Regions from separate parts of the Mus musculus genome. Here region 2 is linked to region 1. Evidence: chromatin loops called from intact Hi-C (ENCODE). Cell type or tissue: heart. All regions are shown on one strand. Links, peaks and the distances in the headings refer to the core of each region. The heading gives the core; the rest is flanking DNA.

Evidence for each region. Hi-C counts contacts between places; a loop is a spot of excess contacts. Peaks named below come from ENCODE experiments on the same cell type or tissue, not always from the same donor. Only the 100,000 strongest peaks of a DNase experiment are listed, where the experiment ranks them.
Region 2: it touches region 1 in a loop (5-fold over the local background); 1 of 42 quality-filtered maps calls a loop at or near these places.

The regions. Positions count from the first base shown.
Region 1 is chr14:60,249,056-60,254,435 of GRCm38, reverse strand. Nupl1 (nucleoporin like 1) reads left to right here and starts at 2,957. Exons shown (of 15, transcript NM_170591.2): 1 at 2,957-3,273. The coding sequence starts at 3,167. Gm38641 (a long non-coding RNA gene) reads right to left here and starts at 2,962. Exons shown (of 3, transcript XR_874661.1): 1 at 2,883-2,962. In heart, for the core only: a CTCF peak has its summit at 2,259 (motif pointing right); a DNase peak (open chromatin) is centred at 2,925; H3K4me3 peaks cover 2,856 bases; H3K27ac peaks cover 2,555 bases.
Region 2 is chr14:60,299,927-60,305,306 of GRCm38, reverse strand. It overlaps Mtmr6 (myotubularin related protein 6), which reads right to left. Exons shown (of 14, transcript NM_144843.4): 14 at 2,936-5,034. The coding sequence ends at 4,786. Among named protein-coding and RNA genes, the nearest start is that of Mtmr6, 37 kb to the right of the region's middle. In heart, for the core only: no CTCF peak of the experiment used is centred there; no DNase peak of the experiment used is centred there.

The sequences.
Region 1 (5,380 bases), core at 67-5,066:
CCAGAGAAGGATCCACCTTGACAATGAGAACAGAAAGAGCAGAGCTTGTGTTGGAAACATTAAAACCATGAAAATGCCACTAGGCAGATTTATATTCTGGATTCATTTGAATTATCTAATCCAAGAACATTCAAGAGGTAAATGGTGTTTAATTGGGCCGGGGCTAGTGGTGCCTCAAGACTTTAAAGTAGCAAGCACCAAGTCCTTGCTGGTGCAATATGCCTCTGTAATGAACCTCAAATAATTCTGATAATCTTCCAAGGAAAATTAAATTAAGGGCTGGAGAGATGGCTCAGCAGTTAAGAGCACTGACTACTCTTCTAGAGGTCCTGAGTTCAATTCCCAGCAACCATATGGTGGTTTACAACCATCTGAAATAGGGTCCGATACCCTCTTCTGGTGTGTCTGAAGACAGCTACAGTGTACTCACATACATAAAATAAAAATAAATGTTAAAAAAAGAAAGAAAATTAAATTCAAATCAGTAAAGAAGCACATAAGGAACTGTTTTTGAAGTGGTGGGAGGAATAAGAGATTGTATATTCATCAGGCTTAGCTTACTAAAAACATTATGCAGATCAGTATAAGGACATAGAAGACAATAGAAACATTAGCAATGTCATGGCAAAGAGTGCTTAGATGATCCTTTGGAGGAGGCTTGGTTGCTTACACTAGACTAGGTTTTGTGTGACCTTTTCCTGGGGAGATATGAACAAACACCTACTCACTCCAGATAGGGAGTGACAAAGGACACATCCCACCGATATCTCGTTTGGGCAACCAACAAATTCACCGGGCTTACTTACAGGAGTGGGTTAGGAGTACAAAACAGCTGCATATGAAATCTTATCTCAGCATGGAGGGGGCTTCTCCAGAAGTGTATAGATGGAGTCCCCTCTTCAGTTAACTTTCCACACTCTGTAAATTGTAGCACCTCTCAACACCACATGCTGCTGGGGCAGAATTACATACAATTGGGAAGCATTAACAGAGGCAAGGGACTTTTTAAGTCTAGTCTTAAACTTTATGTATCCACTAGCATGCAATATATTATAATACCATTGATCAAAAATTCCAGGTTTTTTGTCTCTGTGGGATATGGGTCAACTATCACTGTTGTATAGCTAAACTTTGCCATAAATCATACATGAATATATGATAATTTGAATGTATCTTCTGAAGCTTTCTTTCTTTCTTTCTTTCTTTCTTTTTTTTTTTGCACAAGCTTTTATTAGAGTCAGGTTGAGATTTTTCAGTAATTTTTGAATTTTAAAGTCACAGATTTACAGAATTACTGAAAGTATTCCATATGCCCACAGTTTTTCTGGTCATAGACATATATTAGTCTCTACTATATTTTAAAATAATCATCCTTTCTCACTGACCTTATGAGTCCTCAGAGCCAGACATGTAGCTCTTGCTAATTTTATGTTGGTATTTTCAAGTTTTGGAGCCTTTCAATAAAAATCTGGGTTCCTCTTAGGTTTTTTGTTTTTGTTTTTTTTTTTCCAGTTAAAAGGAAAGTTTACTGGGACATTCATGCCACTACTGCACCAATAAAGATATCTTGCCAGGTTACTCCTTATTGTAGTTTGCATGGCTCATGGCTGACATGACATCATGTGCCAAACACACCTTTTGACGTCATCTAACTTTTGTGACCTGCCAAAGGGAAATGGCGAGGAACAGAGTTTTCATCACTATGAGTATTTGGGGGAGAGGACAGGGCTCTACAATGAATCTGGAGGGTGTTCCGGTTCAGCCAACTGCAGGTAGCAATGCTCAAGGTCAACACAAAACAAGTGCTGAATTGTGGGGGAGCTGTGAGAAAAGAAGTGCCAAGGATTTGTCATATAAAGGGCACTGAGGGCCAGACTCAGAGACCGTTGGGCTTTTGTTCGAATCACTACCATGGGGAGGATTGTGCTTTAGCATAAATCTGAGGGGTCTGATGATGGGATCAATTTCATCGAACAAAACTTGGCAGCTGGTCAACGCACTTGCAGGAATAGTATGCCAATTCCTGCCAGAGAATTAAAGAACCATGATATGATGGCAGTGTCCCCAGACCACCGCTAAGAAGCATTTCTTGGTGCCCACGTTGCTCCGGGTGCCCGTACATTCTAATTTACATCCCTCTGGGTTTTTTTTTTTTTTCAGATTTATTTATTTTATGTATGAGTGCACTGTAGCTGTCTTCAGACACACCAGAAGAGGACATCAGATCCCTTTACAGATGGTTGTGAGCCACCATGTGGTTGCTAGGAAATTGAACTCAGGATCTCTGGAAGAGCAGTCGGTGCTGAGCCAGCTCTCCAGCCAGATCGCTCATCCCTGTCCTTACACTTTCCAATTCGCAGTTCCTCTCGTAAATACCCCAAGTTATGGGAAAGCCACATAGCCAGGAAGCAGTCTTCAGGGAAGGTCCCCAAGAACGGCACCCATCCCATTCACCGTCCACTAGGATTTGGGGCACAGTGTCCTGACCTCAGACTCGGAGGCAGAGGAGCCTGGCAGTGTCACGCCGCCCCGCTGAACCCTCCGTGCAGGAAGCACAAGCGTGCAGTACCATGGGGTGCTGACCGGAAGCGTGTGCGACTTAAAACCCGTACATTTCTGGACCCTCAAAAGGTAGACACCCTCTTTTTTTCTCGGGTGCAGCGACACCCAAATGAAACTCAGACGTCCCCTTGGAGGAATGTGAGGTGACGACCAAGGTCTTCTCCAACTCTAGAACTCTACGCATGGCTTTTGACAGGAGGCCGGACCGAAGCCGCACTCCAGGGCCTTCATTCAGGAAGTAAAGCACGAAATCCCGCGAGACTCTCCGGGCACTTCAGGGGCTTAGCGCTTTAAGCGAGTAGGCGGGGCGCCCACCTTACCTCATCCGCCCGGCCTCACACGAGTACCGCTTCCACTCCGATCCCAGGGTTCCCTGCGCGGCGGGCGCGCTTCTAGTGCGTTCGGCGCGCGGGCGGTGTCGCGCATGCGTTCGCCTGTGGCTCCGCCCACTCCGCCCTCGCCTTGCCGCACCGCCGCTTGGGGTTGTTTCCCACCCGGTACCCGCTGGGCACCAGCTATGTGGCACGTCCCTCTTCGGCAGTGAAGGGACAGAAGCGTCCTAGGCCTCTCCACCCTAGCTGACGCCTTCGCGCCAAGGGCCGCCATGGCCACGGGGTTCTCCTTCGGGTCTGGGACCCTCGGCTCCACCACTGTGGCCCCCGGCGGGACCGGAGCGGGCAGCGGCTTCTCCTTCGGGACCGTCGCGTCTAGGTAATGGTGCCGCCTAGCAGGGGACCCTGGTGCTTCCCCGCGGAGGTCTGCACATCGAGGCCTGCCTTCAGGCTGCTAGGCTTCCCTACGAGCCGCGCAGTGGGCTGTGGACCCCTGCCGCCGAGGCTCTGCAGTCCCCGGTCGCGCCGCGACGACGCGGAGTGGGCCCGACTGCGGGAAGCGGCCTGGAGTCGCGGCTACGCCTACGCGACCCCTCGGGTTCAGGGATAGAATGAGTGTTGAATGAATGACAGCTTGTTGCTGGCTTTTAGGAACAGAAAAATAGGTAGGATGTAAGTTAAAAAAAATATCCCCGGGTGGTTTAGATTTCGGTTTTGAACGTTACGATGCATTGGATTTATGATTTTTTGTTTGTTTCAAGCCTTTGTGCCACAGGACCCCCTTCTGTCTTTTTAACATTTTTATGGCATGTATTGTATCATAGTTATTTTGTGCCCTATACAGATTAGCATAGCATCGCAAAGCATTTTGTGTTATAACCATCCACCACATGATCTTTTCCGTTCACTGCAAGCTTAAGTGGTATATTCTTCAGTTTGTGTAATAGATTCCGGTAGTGACAGATGAGTAGCTAGGGATTCCAAAAAGCTATTTCACTGAAAGCATTAATCACTCAGACTCGGCCTTTGGTAAAGAGTTGATCAAATGAGGAAATGTGTACTCGAAGGACAGGTATCTCCCGAGGCATAACAAGACCTATAGGCTTAATGTCTCAAAGAAAGCTCGCTCTCTCTCTCTCTCTCTCTCTCTCTCTCTCTCTCTTAACAGCCCCCGTTAGATACAGCAAATCCAAAATAACAGTACAATCAGACTGCCCCAGTTAAGTCCCATTTTTGCATATGCTTTCTTAATCTTCACTACCTATGTTGTCGAGACACAGGCGACGGTGTGCTCTGCTGTCTCTTTTAACTTTCACCTTGTTTTCTTGTGTCATCGATTAACTGGCTTTAGGTTTGTCGTTTTTAATGGTGTATCTTACTTAGTTCTTTTTTTTTTAAAGATTTTAATTATTTTTATTTAATGTGTGTGGGTGTTCTGCTTGCATCTGTGCATCATGGCTGTGCATTGCCCTTAAATACCAGAAGAGTCCGTCAGACACCCCCCCCCCCCAACCACCACCACTACCACACCACACCACACTGGAGTTAAGGCCCACTGTGAGCTACCAAGTTTTAAATTTAAAATGGAGGGATAGTTTGGGAAGTGGTGGTGCACGCCTTTAATCCCAACACTCTGGAAGCAGAGGCAGGCAGATTTCTGAGTTCCAAGCCAGCCTGGTCTACAAAGTGAGTTCCAGGACAGTCAGGGCTACACAGAGAAACCCTGTCTCGAAAAACAAAACAAGACAAAATATATAAATAGTATATATATTATATAAATATATATCATATATTTTATATATATAAAATGAAATAAAGTACTTTTAGTTTTAAGTCATGGGAGACTAACACAACAGAGTACTCCTGCCTTTACTCATCATTTGTAACTGCATTCTAGTTCTTTAAGAAGCTCCTTTGTCACTGTGACACTCTGCTTACTAGACATCGTCTGCTACTTGCCTTCCTATTGAAAGTATTCGTTTTAAGTGTTTAAATTGCAGCTTTCCCCTCTTGGGTTCCTAGGGTGTGCAGAAGACTGAATGACTCTTCTGGCTGACTGTGGGGTTGATAGTTCCTGGACCTAAGCAGCATGATATTCTGACCAGGACTGTGGTTGTCTTAATTTTAGCTAGCAATTGGTTGTTTTTTTAAATCGGAGCTATCTCTCCATCACCTTGCAGGTGGTTGGTGTGCTTGCCCATGCTCGCTTGAGTGCACGCGCTCTCTCGCTTGCTCTCTCTCTCATCTCTCTCTCTCTCTCTCTCTCTCTCTCTCTCTCTCTCTCGTGTGTGTGTGTGTGTGTGTGTGTGTGTGTGTGTGCGCGCGCGCCTGTGTATTTGGTAGACAAGCCTTCATCCCTGAGCCATGCCCAGCCTCTTTTTCAATGTTTTAAAACAAGTATTATGCTGCATTGAATGAAGGTCTTACAAGGTGGAAGTGCTGTCCTGTGGAACTGTACCCCATTGTTCCTTTCTACGTTTATTTCA
Region 2 (5,380 bases), core at 224-5,223, 51 kb before region 1:
CTATATACAAACACAAATTCTATGTAGGTAAATCCTAAAAAAAAATTAAACACTTGAAGCAATGACACTTCTATAGCATGGAGCAATGCTAGAATGTAGTTTGGTTTCTAAATGTTATTTCCTGGTTTAAAAAGGCTAAAGCCTCATTGAAGAAATGGCTGGTTGCCATTTCTCACAATAGCCAGCCACAGTCACTGGGAGTTACAAAATGCCACAGCTGAGATGTGAATGGTCCCAGCTGGAGGCTTTGTTTTAGGGGGCTGTAGAACATTCTGGATACAGGGTGTAGTTGGCACTTGGGACAATGCAGGCAGGGCTAGAGGACTACAGTGTGCCCAGCTCCTGCCAGCTGGGGTTGTCTGCTTCTTGACTGCCTCACTCAGGACTTAGCTACTTCACACTCCTGCCATAGCTACAAGCTATCATGAGTTCTTCTATGCCTTCCCAACAACCCACTGCACTCTCTCAAACCACAAAGCAAAAGAAATCCTTCCTCTCTCAAGTTGTTCTTCTGTTATTTTATCACAGTGACAAGAAAAGCGGCTATTAATTTTAGTAACAATATTTAAACCTTGTCCTTTTGTAAGACTTTTAATTATAAATATATGTGTCTGTGATGGTTTGTATATGTTGGGCCCAGGGAGTGGCACTCTTAAAGAGTATGGTCCTATTGGAGTAGGTGTGGCTTTGTTGGAGTAGATGTGTCACTGTGGCTTTAAGACCTTCATTTTAGCTGTCTAGAAGCAAGTATTCTGCTAGCAGCCTTCAGATGAAGATGAACTCTCAGCTCCTCCTGCACCATGCCTGCCTGGACGATGCCCTGCTCCCACCTTTATGATAATGGACTGAACCTCTGAACCTGTAAGCCAACCCAATTAAATGTTGTCCTTGTAAGACTTGTCTTGGTCATGGTGTCTGCTCACAGCAGTAAAAATCTAAGACAGTGTCTGTGTGTAGGCCATATATTTGTGGGTACCTGAGAGAGTTAGAGGAAAGAGTCAGAAGCCCTGAAGCTGCTGTGAGCTGTCTGACATGGGCTGCTGGAAACTGGATACATGTCTCCAATCCCAAACACTGCTAAGTTCTACTATGCATTCCTAGTCAGTGCTTGCAGCTTCCAAGTCCCAGCCTGTACCTAGGAATCAGAAACTGAGACAGGGGCTTCAGAGTCCACTTTCAGCCATGCATTTCACTCTCCTAAAAAGAGCTGGGTCACTACACCACCAGGCTTTTCTTGTAAGGTATCGAGTGCATGATGTTCAGTCTTTGAGTTAACTACTCAAGACTGTGGGTTGACTTTCTTCTAGACAGAATTCCTGAAGGTTAAGAGTTTAATATTCACTTGAGTCATGCAAACTCCTTAGACTTGTATTTGGAAAAGCAAAGACAATTAATTCATACTTTTTGGCTGATAAAAAGTAATGCCCTAAAAACCTCAGGGTGAGACGAGTGTGGTGGTACACGCTTTTAATCCCAGCACTCGGGAGGCAGAGGCAGGTGGATTTCTGAGTTCGAAGCCAGCCTGGTCTACAAAGTGAGTTCCAGGACAGCCAGGGTAGAGAAACCCTGTCTCAACCAACCAAAAAAAAAAAAAAAAAAAAAAAAAAAACCCCAAAAACCAAAAATCAAAAACCAACTTCAGGGTGTCTCATCTTTTACTGCAATATTATACTCTCATCCACAAAATGTGGAGAGCTGTAGTCATCACCTACCCTGGAGACATGAAGTCCACAGGCTGCAGGGTGGACATACCCAAATGGTTATGTGGGTAACTCAGAATGGCCAGGCGCAATACTTTCGTAATTCTCAAGTTGACCTGCAAAAAACATCCTAATAGGAGAGGCTCAGCCCACACCCTTGCGCATCAGATGAACGACAGCGGGTGGGAGCGAGAGAATGGGGCATCTTTTTTTCTCACAGTTTCCCACGCTGCTTCTCACCCAGAAGACGAGTGTTCCAAACACTCCTAACAGAGCTGCCCATTTCTTGGCCTGTGATTTCTTCTTTACACTGGCATTGGATCAGTTCACCTTGAATGTATCTACTTGGTGGACCCAGGCTTCCACCTGCAAGCTGGTAACAGCACAGATAACCGGCCACGGACCAAGGCACTTCTACAACTTCATCACTCTCTACTGAACCTGTCAGCCACAACCTGGTTAATTATTCAGAAAGCATGGTTGTATATAAAAGGAATGTGTCAATACCTTTGGAAAATGAAATGCTAAAACTCCACTGTGCTAAGGTAATTATAAGACCCTTCGCCCAAGCAAGGGGAAAAAAAGCACAACTTTGTTTTTTGTTTTTTGTTTTCCCTGTTTAGACTGGCTTGTATGTACACGATTTCAGGGCTGACCACTTGCAACTGGATTACCATTTTCTAGGCTCAACACTGGGGCAGATGGATTCTCCTCTCTCAGCAATGATGAATTTCCTGTGGTCTTAGGTCTCTGGTGAGGTCCTGTGAGACGTTCCGCATCCATGTTGCCATGTCAACTGTTGATGTCACTGTTCAGGCAACCATATTGTTGTGGTATGATGGGTGTGCAGCTTCCCTGTCATTTCTAAGAAACACAAAATCAAGGCATATTTCCTGGTTCTCTGGCTCTTACAGCTTGCCTAATCTTTCTGTGCACCCTCCTGCTGTGTCCCCTGAGCCTCCTGTGCAGGACTGTGCTGTAGCTGTGTCAGCTGGCATCGGGCACTCTGTGGTCAGCTGCTCTCAGCATTTTGGGCACTTGTGGATTTCTGTTATGGTCTCCATCTGCTACAAAAAGAAGTTCCTCTAACGAGGGATGAGAGCTCCACTCATGGATCCACAACTGGATTTAGCATGCAGTTAGGAATCATGCCAGTTCAGTAAAGTGACAGTGACAGGTTCTCCTCTAGGATCCTTCCTCATTTGTTTTTTATCCCAAAAGAAAAACACTCAAAGTAAAGCATGAACATTTAATTGCCTTTAAATAATACATGAAATAATTTACATGCTATACATCCCAAAACACAATGAACATAAATCTAATTTTATGAGACATTTACACAGACTTTTGCCAACGTATGTCCTGTACGTCACTCAGGATGTTTTCTGTGTGAGCATGTAAACACATATATACATGTGAAGTTGAAAATTAGCATAAGGAACCCAGAAGATGACTAGGAAGTCTGCCACAGAAGTCTAAAACCACAACTTGACTGGAACCAAGGCACAAAACCCTCCTGTTGTGGACACAGAGATTAAGTTTCCTTTCTCAATGTCTAAACACTGTTCATTATACATTGTAATTTTTAGTATATTTCTGTTACTTTTTAAAATGCAGTGTTTTTATTACATAAGGTCTTACAGAAGTGAATTGGAAAAATAAGGACTAGATAAAATCATATACGATAAAGCTTTCCTTTTTTTTCCCAAAAAAAAAAAAAAGATACATATGTTCAAAACTAACACAAGAAATACTACAGATATAGGTGTGGTCAGGAGGTATATAAGACAATGTACACAGATTTTGTAGTGCCCCTGAACTGTACCTCACACACCATCAATGATATTAAACTTTGAGAGCCAGCTGGTAATACTGACAGTTGTAAGTGATTTTTTAGAAAAGATATGTATGCCCCAGTGCACAGAATAACAATGAGCCTATAAAGCAAAATAAACCTTTTCCTGCGTCAAAGCTGCTTCTGTTGGACATTAGCTGGCTCCCCCAGTGCTCCCTTCTCTGCCCCTCCTATATTAAGAGTAAGGAAATATGCTCCACACAAAAATGATTGCTTTAGAATTCGTAACCAAGCAAAATCTCCACTACCCGCACTTCCCTTTTTCCTTTACCTGAAAGTTTATAGGCAGCTACAGTCAAGTTAAAAATGTATTTAGTACTCAGAACGCTTTAGAGCTTTGCCACTTTAAATGTACAGTTATCAAAGGATTAAAGCCAACCACAGAGTAAGAATTAATAGACTGCAGTAAGCCGAAAGTAAATGCCAAATGTGCTTATACTAGCCTAAGAAATGAGTCCTCTAAGCTGTGAATAATGAACTGTCAGCTGCAGCTTGGAACAAATGACAACGAGAACAAAGCCTTCGGTAACACTGATTTTAAATACGGGTGGAGCTGGCTAATTACAAACTAGCAGAGTATGTCTACAACTTTCCATGGTGGAGCACTGCAGTGTGCGGCCCCCAAGTAATCAGAGTGCAGTTAGTTCTTCATATGAAATAAGGCTGATTAAAGGAGAGATCAAACATCCTGTCCTCGGCTATAAAACCCACAGAATAAACTGAGAGTCTACTTTAAGGCTGTCCCATAAGTACTTTTCATGGCACTTTAATGTTAAAACGTCACTATATTTTTGACTATATATTTGGATTTTTGTGACTGCAAAATCCACAGTCACACAGCTCCAGAACTGAAAGCACATGCCACATCAGTCACTGAGGGTTCAGGTTGTCAGGTCTGTTTTCTCAGAGTTAGAGGAAAGCTACTGAGCGTGGCTGGAATTAACATCTGAATCAACAGACTGTCAGCTCACCAGTCCTGTGTAACCCCTTTCCAGTACATACACACACTAGCACTCACTTCCTACAGAAATGAGTATGTTCTTGTTACAAATGGCACTTAGCTGACTCACTCCTCTCAAGAGTTGCTATGATCCTTTTCTCAGCTACCTACTTTCTCACTTACTGCTAAGCCCCAAAGTCACTCAACAACCCCTCCTGCCCATGTGTACAGACCATCCTCACAACTATACATTTCTTACACTACAGTCATCCAGGGATCACGGAAGGAGGCTAACAAGTCATTCTGGCCACCCCGTACTCCAAGCTGACCACGGTAGGCTCCGACTTAGAAAATTCCTCGGCATAGTCACAGTAGCGATTATCTGCTGGGCTGCTGCCCTCTATAGCTCGGAGTGTGTCCTTCACGGGAAGCAGACTCGGCTCTTTGAGACACAGCGAGGTTTTCAGGGCAGGTGATTCAGGGTGGACAGCATGCAGCAACTCCTTCGTTAGGATGCCATTTTTGCATTGCTTAATTTTCTAAAGCAAAACAAAACGTTGAAAAAACATTAGTAACTACAGCTAACAGGTGATCGATCTACATGGAGTGAAGAAAATATGCTTTTACAAGTGTTCCCCTTGTGTATGATACACAATTATGAACTCAATAACTAAAAATCCCAAGAGCAAGCCGGGCAGCGGTGGTACACGCCTTTAATCCCAGCACTTGGGAGACAGAGGCAGGCGGATTTCTGAGTTCAAGGTCAGCCTGAGTGAGTTCCAGGACAGCCAGGGCTACACAGAGAAACACTGTCTCGAACCCCAGCCCCTCAAAAAAAGGAAATCTCAAGAGCTTGAAATTTATCAAAGAAAATGCTTCATTAAG